Regions from separate parts of the Homo sapiens genome. Here region 1 is linked to region 2. Evidence: read pairs that join two places in POLR2A ChIA-PET (ENCODE). Cell type or tissue: Panc1. All regions are shown on one strand.

Region 1 (4,000 bases), 130 kb before region 2:
GGTTTGTTGGGGGTGAGGGAAAAAACCCACAGGGACCAGAATGTTTTGTTGTTCTTTTGTTTTCTTTTTTGTACCAAAGTCAACTGCACGTGTTTTATATTTTTAAGAGATCGTAGGCAATTAGAGATCGAAGCCTCCTATCTCCACATCTCTGAAGAAGTTGAGGGGTGGGGGAGAGAATGACTTCTGCCTTCATCTGCAGTAACGGGGGGACCTATACTGACCTCTTCCCCAGCCATTTAGAAACAAGTTCTAGGGTGGGTTGGAAAATCTCCAAGAGCCCTGACCTCATCTTCCACCTCAGCAACCATGACCTGAAACCTCAGCGTGAATTTGGGGGATTTTTCAGTGGAACCCTTGCCCCCAAATGTCGACCAGCCCCCAAATGTCGAAGAATTTTCTTCTTGCCAATTTTGTTGTTTAAAAAAAAAATTCAGGGAAAATTAAAAACCTGGAACTCCATAAGGTACTGTCTTCCATAATGTCTGCCAATTCTGAGGAGGATGGTAGTAGAGAGCCGGGCAGTGACCTAAGTTCCTCTGAAAGGGGCCTTTTCCTCTCACCGCAAGGACAGCCTCTGCCTCACTGAAGAGAGGGGGCACTAACAAAAGTAACCACTGCAAATCTTTTTTTTGTTTTTTTAATTCACAAATACAAGGATAAAAACAAAGGGGCACACAGGTTCCAATGTTGGGAATTCCGGTATCAGGAAAAGTGTGTTCATCGTATTTGTATGCCATGCTCAGCAATCACCTCCACCTATTGCCCCCATCCCCAGTGTCATTCATTGTCAGATCCATCCCCCACTAGGCCCTTGTTGATCTCCATGATGTCGGGCCCTGGGGTTACCCGTCACAGGAGCTGCTCATTTACTGTCCCTCTTTGAGAGGCAGTGAGAGATGAGCTGGTTTCAGTTCTTGGTTTTAGTTGGTTTTACTTCCTGTTCCCAGTTGGTACTTACTTTGGGGCTGTGGGGGAGGGGAGGAGGTGAGAGTCTAGGGTTGTATAAATGCTGGTATGAATTCACATCCCTGTTGGAGCCTGTGGGGTCAGATCAGGAGAAGGGGGCTCAGGCCCTCAGCTAGAAAGAGGAATTGAAGTCACATGGGGAGCAGGCTGGGGGAGCAGCCAGCACCCTCCCCTTCTGTAACTCTCATCCACCAGCATCAAGCCTTTACAAGGTGCTTTCTCAGCCATTACGGGGATCCTGAGAATGGGGAATTGTTCTCATTTTATGGGCCGGGAAACCTAGGTGCACGAAGCTTGCCAGGCCAGGAGGGGGCCGGCCTTCTTAGTTCCAGTCCACCACTTTTCTCTCTTGGCTACTCTGCCTAAAAATACCAGGGCTGGCTGGGTGCAGTGGCTCACGCCTATAATCCCAGCACTTTGGGAAGCTGAGTTGGGTGGATCACTTGAGGCCAGGAGTTCGAGACCAGCCTGGCCAACATGGTGAAACCCCATCTCTACTAAAAATACAAAAATTAGCCGGGCGTGATGGCGGGCACCTGTATTCCCAGCTACCTGGGAGGCTGAGGTGGGAGAATTGCTTGAACCCGGGAGGCAGAGGTTGCAGTGAGCCGAGATTGTGCCACTGCACTCCAGCACTCCAGCCTGGGTGACAGAGCAAGACCCTGCCTGGAGAAAAGAAAAAAAAAAAAACACCAGGGCTTCACATTTCACACACAGGGACACAGGGCTCAGCAGCTGTCTTCCAGGTCAGCTGGAAGTATCTCCGACCCAGAGCTGTGAGGGTGGCACCTTTAGGTGGGGAAGGAAGGTAGGTGGGGGTAGGGTGAGGATATTAGACAGCATGCAGAGACCACCAAGAAAGGGGAATGCAGGCTCTCCCAGAATGCCCCACAGATCCAATGAGAGATGCTGGTCAGCAGAGAACATGGAAACCTGGAGACACAGCCCAGAGTGGGTGTGAAGTCCCCCGCTGCTTTCTTTGAAGCAGTGCTGTCCCTTCTGCCACCCCGTACCAACCCCCTCCACACACACACACACACACACACACACACACACACACACACACCTTCAGCCCCAGAACATGGGGCACAAGCATTTGTCTGATGTGTCTACTCCTGAGAGCTAGGCCTCTTCCTCACATCTTTCACCGTTGTGTCCCCTGTCCCCTCCCTAACCCACTTTTGGGAACCCACAGTCTTAACCTCTGTCCCTCCTGCTGAAGTTTCAAAGCCATTTGGCTTGGTGTTCCAGGGAGCCAGGGCCCAGGTTCTCACCAAAACATTGCCTTCCCTCCGTTCCAAGGGGAGCTCCAGGCCGCCTGCTCTGCCCAGCCCTCCCTTCTCCATCCTCCACTGCACCCTCCTCGTTCCACTCCCCCACAAGAGTAGGTCTTTGTGCATGCAGTTCATCTCTAACTTGGACCTGTGTACACTTTGTCAATATTTACCTCTGGGGCCCATAAAGCAGAGATGCCCCCAGAGGAGCCAATATCCGGAGCCCAGCAAAGCCATCAGAGGGAGCTGCTGGGGTGGGAAGATGGGTGCTTAGGTGGTGAGGGATTTTCCATTGCCTGCATGGGCTAGGAATAGACGTGGAGTTTTGGAACTAGTTTAAACATCATCAAAAAGAGGAAATTAAACAAGAGGCTAATTAAGTTCCTTTCACATTGCTTAATCTGTTGTGAATTGGGTGCCTCTTTGGAGCCTCCTCTGCCCAGCAATTAAAGGAACTGGGACAGGGGGCACCTGGAGGCACTGTGGCCTCCCCCTTCACAGGGCGCTCTGCACTTAATAAGGCGGCACTGCTCCCAGCTGCTGCCCCAGGAGCCTGAGCAGCCTGCGTCCTCATAGGTTACAAGTCATGCCAGAGAGCTTGGGGCGGGGGGCGGTGGGGGGGCAGTGGAAGTGGGAGCTCTACCTCATCTTCCCTCTGCCTCCCTCCTTTCTAGGGGCTGCCTCCTAGAAAATCCTTCTGATGGCTAACCTTTATCATTGATGCATCTCAATACAGGAACCAAAGAGGAACCCCTGTCCTGGAGAACACACCTTCAAGAGGGGCTTAGGGGCCAACCTCTGAGTTCTTTATGTGAGACTTTCATTATACCCCACTTCAGAGCATATACAACCATTCCAGCTGAGACATGGTTCCCCATCCCCATCTCCCAGCTGCACGCTTATTTCCTCCCATCTCTCTGTCTCCATTTTACACAGGGTGTAAGAATAATAGCTCGACCGGGTGCGGTGGCTCACGCCTGTAACTCCAGCACTTTGGGAGGCCGAGGTGGGCAGATCACTAGAGGTCAGGAGTTTGAGACCAGCCTGGCCAATATGGTGAAACTCTGTCTCTATTAAAAATTACAAAAAATTGGCCAGGCATGGTAGCGGGAGCCTGTAGTCCCAGCTACTCGGGAGGCTGAGGCAGGAGAATCGCTTGAACCCGGGAAGCGGAGGTTGCAGTGAGCTGAGATCACACCACTGCACTCCAGCCTGGGCGACAGAACGAGACTCTGTCTCAAACAAACAAACAAACAAACAAGAATAATAGCTAACAGTATATTTCACTGTTAAATCTTTAGTAGCCCATTTTACAGTTGAGAACAGTGAGGTACAAAGAGGTAAAGTAATTTGCTGGAGGTAAAGCTGTGAATCCAGGTGCTCTGACACTCAAATTGATACTCTGGGCTTTGCATTTGGGGCAGGGAGGACTAGCACCACTTTCTGAGGTCTCTGCTTTTCTGGCTCTACCTGCAGCCTGTTCTCCCAGCCCCCTCCCCTCTTTAATCGCTCACCTCCCTTCACCCCACCCATGTCTTTGACTTGTCATTATCTTCACTTCTTTCAAATCCTGATTTAAAGGGAGACACACAGGCACTCCCGTCAGCACCAGGGTTTTACACCCAGGGCCTGGCAGGTGCTGGAAATTCCAGCAATACCCCACACCTGGCATCCCTTCAAGGGAACTACAGCTTTTGCAGCTGAGGCCTCTGCAGGCAGCAAGTTTCAGTGGTCACCACTGAGATGGTAAGGTGAGG
Region 2 (4,000 bases):
TTAAATTTTATTTTCTGTTACTGTAACTAGTTGAGTGATGGATTTTATTTATTTATTTATTTATTTTTGAGACAGAGTCTCGCTCTGCCACCCAGGCTGGAGTGCAGTGGCGTGATCTCGGCTCACTGCAACCTCCATCTCCTGGATTCAAGTGATACTCCTGCCTCAGCCTCCCGAGTAGCTGGGATTACAGGTGCACGCCACCGCGCCTGGCTTATTTTTGTATTTTTAGCAGAGACGGGTGTTCACCATGTTGGCCAGGCTGAGTGATTGATATTTTATGATTCCTTCTCTTGAGATACTTCAGACTTTGTGGAATGAGGTAGGGGCATAAATATTAAGGCGAACTGGATTTATTTTGTAGAGCTTATTGGAAAGTGATGTTGAAAGCACTGCTTCATCTCCACGTGGGGCAAAGAAATCCAGATTGAGGCAGTCTTCTGAGATGACTGAAACAGATGAGGAGAGTGGCATATTATCAGAGGTAAATCGGCATCATACAAAAGAGATGTTAGACATAACTGTCTAAGTAGATTTTTTAACTGTATAAGTAGATTATTTATCCATGGTGATTCTGGGCTGTCACCCTTTTTCAAAGTTTCTTAAGTTAGTAAACAGTTCAGAGAAGGCTAGAACTCAGTGATAGCCAAAGAACTTTTCTGAGTTCTCATTAAGGGGCCAAAAATGTGCAACTAGCAGAGTTTCTTTTCTCCTACCCTTCTCTTCTTTCATATCTGTGCTTTTTAATATTGTCCTAAAGCCATTGTTATTAATTTCCCACATTTTGGTAAACTAAGTAGCATTCTGTTGACTTCTCTAGAAATAGGATGAAAACTAATTAGATCAATACACTTGGTGTCTTTGTTTTTATGTAACTCTAACTAGAGAAGAGAAAGGACAATGGTGTATGGAAAGTCTGCCTCTTTTTCCCTCTCTTTTTTTCCTTTTTTTGCTTTCTCTTTCTTTCTTACCTCCTTCCTTTTTTGATGCAGTCACCTCTTTTAATCAGGCTGAGAAAGTCACCACACCAGCCATCAGGCACATCAGTGCTGAGGTAGTGCCCATGGGGCCCCCGCCCCCTCCAAAGCCGAAACAGACCAGAGATAGTACTTTCATGGAGAAGTTACATGCGGTAGATGAGGAGCTGGCTTCCAGTCCAGTCTGCATGGATTCTTTCCAGGTAAATATTAAAACTGTACTTAACTGAGAAAGTCAAGTGGAGTAATGTAGTTGTTGCTCAGGCTGGGAAGGGAGAGGAAAAGATAACTACAATTTTATATAAGTAAGAGTTAGTCTTTGATACTTTGTATTTGGCTAGTGCTATTTTCTGCTCAAAGTGACAATGGCAGTTTGGGGTTTTTTTTGTTTGTTTGTTTGTTTTTGAGACAGGGTATCACCCTGTCACCCAGGCTTGAGTGCAGTGGTGTGATCTTGGCCCACTGCAACCTCCGCCTCCCAGACTCAAGTGATCTTCCCACCTCAGCCTCCCGAATAGGTGGGACAGGTATATGCCACCACACCTGGCTAATATTTTAGTTTTTTGTAGAGATGAGGTCTCCCTATATTTTTGCTCAGGCTGGTATTGAACTCCTGGGCTCAAGTGATCCTCCCACCTTAGCCTCTCAAAGTGGTAGGACTACTGGTGTGAACCACCGTGCCTGGCTGAGAATGGCAGTTTCTAAGGAAGAAATGAACTATGTAGCAGAGAGCATTTTAAAATGTAGAACATAGGAAAAAGCTTCACCCAAATTCCCCCAAATTAACCTTTTACCACAATTGCTTGATGGTTCTCTTCCTCTTTCTCTGTATATACACATAGTGTTTTCTAAATCATTTTAGAGTGTGATGCAGGCATGATGCCATTTTACCTCTGCATGCTTTTGTGTATATTTTCTAAAAATGAGTTTATTATCTTGTATTAACACAGTATAATAGTGTTAATCAAAATCAGGATACAGGCTGTGCGCTGTGGCTCATGCCTGTAATCCTAGCACTTTGAGAGGCCAAGGTTGGTGGATCACTTGAGGTCAGGAGTTCGAGACCAGCCTGGCCAACATGGTGAAACCCCCATCTCGACTGAAAATACAAAAATTTGCCAGGTGTCGTGGCGCATGCCTGTAATCCCAGCTACTTGGGAAGCTGAGGCAGGAGAATCGCTTGAACCCGGGAGGCAGAGGTTGCAGTGAGCTGAGATTGCGCCACTGCACTCCAGCCTGGGCAATGGAGAGAGACTCTGTCCCAAAAAAAAAAAAAAATCAGGATACAGTAATATTACATAATATATTAAAGTGCTTATTCTGGTTTTATCTGTTGTCCCAACAATGCCCTTTATGTTGGAGGAAAAAAATTTTTTTTTCCCTATTCAGCATTCAACCCTGGATTAAATATCTATTTAATTATCTTGTTCTTTAGTCTCCTTTAATCTGGAACAGTTTCTCAGTCTTTGTCTTTTATAACCTTGACAGTTTTGAGGAGTATGCACCATTTATTTTGTAGAATGTTCTTCAATTTTTATTTTTCTAATATTTCCTCTTAGATTCAGGTTTTGCACTTTTGTTACAAATACTGGAAGAGTGATGTGTGTTTCTCATTGCATCATATCAGAAGGCACGTGATCCCTGTAATGTTAACTTTCATCACTTGGTTAAGGTGGTGTGTGCTTGGTTTTCCCATTGTAAAGTTATTATTTTCCATTTTTAATTAGTATATATCATGTGGGGATATACTTCAAAGCCGAATTCCTTTCTTTCTGTTTTTTTTTCCTAGATGGAGTCTCACTCTCTTGCCCAGGCTGGAGTGCAGTGGCGCGACCTCAGCTCACTGCACCTCTGCTTCCTGGGTTCAAGTGATTCTCCTGCGTTAGCCTCCTGAGTAGCTGGGATTACAGGTGCCCACCACCACGCCTGGCTAATTTTTGTATTTTTTAGTAGAAATGGAGTTTCACTGTGTTAGCCAGGATGATCTTGATCTCCTGACCCGCCTCAGCCTCCCAAAGTGCTGAGATGACATGCGTCAGCCACCGCGCCCAGCCTTCTTTTTTTTTTTTTTTTTTTTTTTTTGAGACAGAGTCTTGCCTGTCTCCCAGGCTGGAGTGCAGTGGTGCCATCTTGGGTCACTGCAACCTCCACTTCGGGGTTCAAGCGATTCTCCTGCCTCAGCCTCCTGAGTAGCTGGGATTACAGGTGACTGACACCACACCCAGCTAATTTTTTGTATTTTTAGTAGAGATGGGGTTTCACCACATTGGCCAGGCTGGTCTCGAACTCCTGACCTCAAGTGATCTGCCCACCTTAGCCTCCCAGAGTGCTGGGATTACAGACGTGAGCCAATGCACCCAGCCCAATCAATCAAATTATTTTTCTCACACTAATATTAGCATCCATTGATTATTCTTTCTTTTTTTTTTTTTTTTTTTTTTTTTTGAGACGGAGTCTTGCTCTGTCCTCTAGGCTGGAGTGCAGTGGTGCGATCTCGGCTCACTGCAAGCTCCGCCTCCCAGGTTCACATCATTCTACTGCCTCAGCCTCCCGAGTAGCTGGGACTACAGGCGCCCGCACCATGCGCGGCTAATTTTTTGTATTTTTAGTAGAGATGGGGGTTTCACCGTGTTAGCCAGGATGGTCTTGATCTCCTGACCTCATGATCCACTTGCCTCGGCCTCCCAAAATGCTGGGATTACGGGCGTGAACCACCACGCTTGGCCTGATTTTCTTTCTTGAAACAGTCTTTACTATGGTCGTTGTCAAATGATGACTTTGTAATTCTAACATTTAGTGAGTAATTTTTTATTTTTTGGATATGGAGTCACAGTCTGTCACGCAGGCTGGAGTTCGGTGGTGTGATCTCAGCTGACTGCAACATCTGATCTGCCTCCCGGGTTCAAGCAGTTCTCGTGCCTCAGCCTCCTGAGTAGCTGGGACCAGAGGCACACACCACTACGCCAGCTAATTTTTTGTATTTTTTAGTAGAGACAGGGTTTTATTGTTGGCCAGGCTGGTTT

What was found. Peaks named below come from ENCODE experiments on the same cell type or tissue, not always from the same donor. Only the 100,000 strongest peaks of a DNase experiment are listed, where the experiment ranks them.
Region 1: POLR2A ChIA-PET joins it to region 2 with 5 read pairs; 5 of 35 experiments call an interaction of 5 or more read pairs at or near these places.

Annotation. Positions count from the first base shown.
Region 1 is chr1:155,943,316-155,947,315 of GRCh38, reverse strand. It overlaps ARHGEF2 (Rho/Rac guanine nucleotide exchange factor 2), which reads left to right. Exons shown (of 22, transcript NM_001162383.2): 22 at 1-462. Among named protein-coding and RNA genes, the nearest start is that of RXFP4, 3.7 kb to the right of the region's middle. In Panc1, no CTCF peak of the experiment used is centred here; DNase peaks (open chromatin) are centred at 979, 1,752, 2,466, 3,873 and 1 weaker place; H3K4me3 peaks cover 1,008 bases; H3K27ac peaks cover 4,000 bases.
Region 2 is chr1:155,810,814-155,814,813 of GRCh38, reverse strand. It overlaps GON4L (gon-4 like), which reads left to right. Exons shown (of 32, transcript NM_001282860.2): 9 at 365-484; 10 at 1,010-1,180. Among named protein-coding and RNA genes, the nearest start is that of GON4L, 44 kb to the left of the region's middle. In Panc1, no CTCF peak of the experiment used is centred here; no DNase peak of the experiment used is centred here.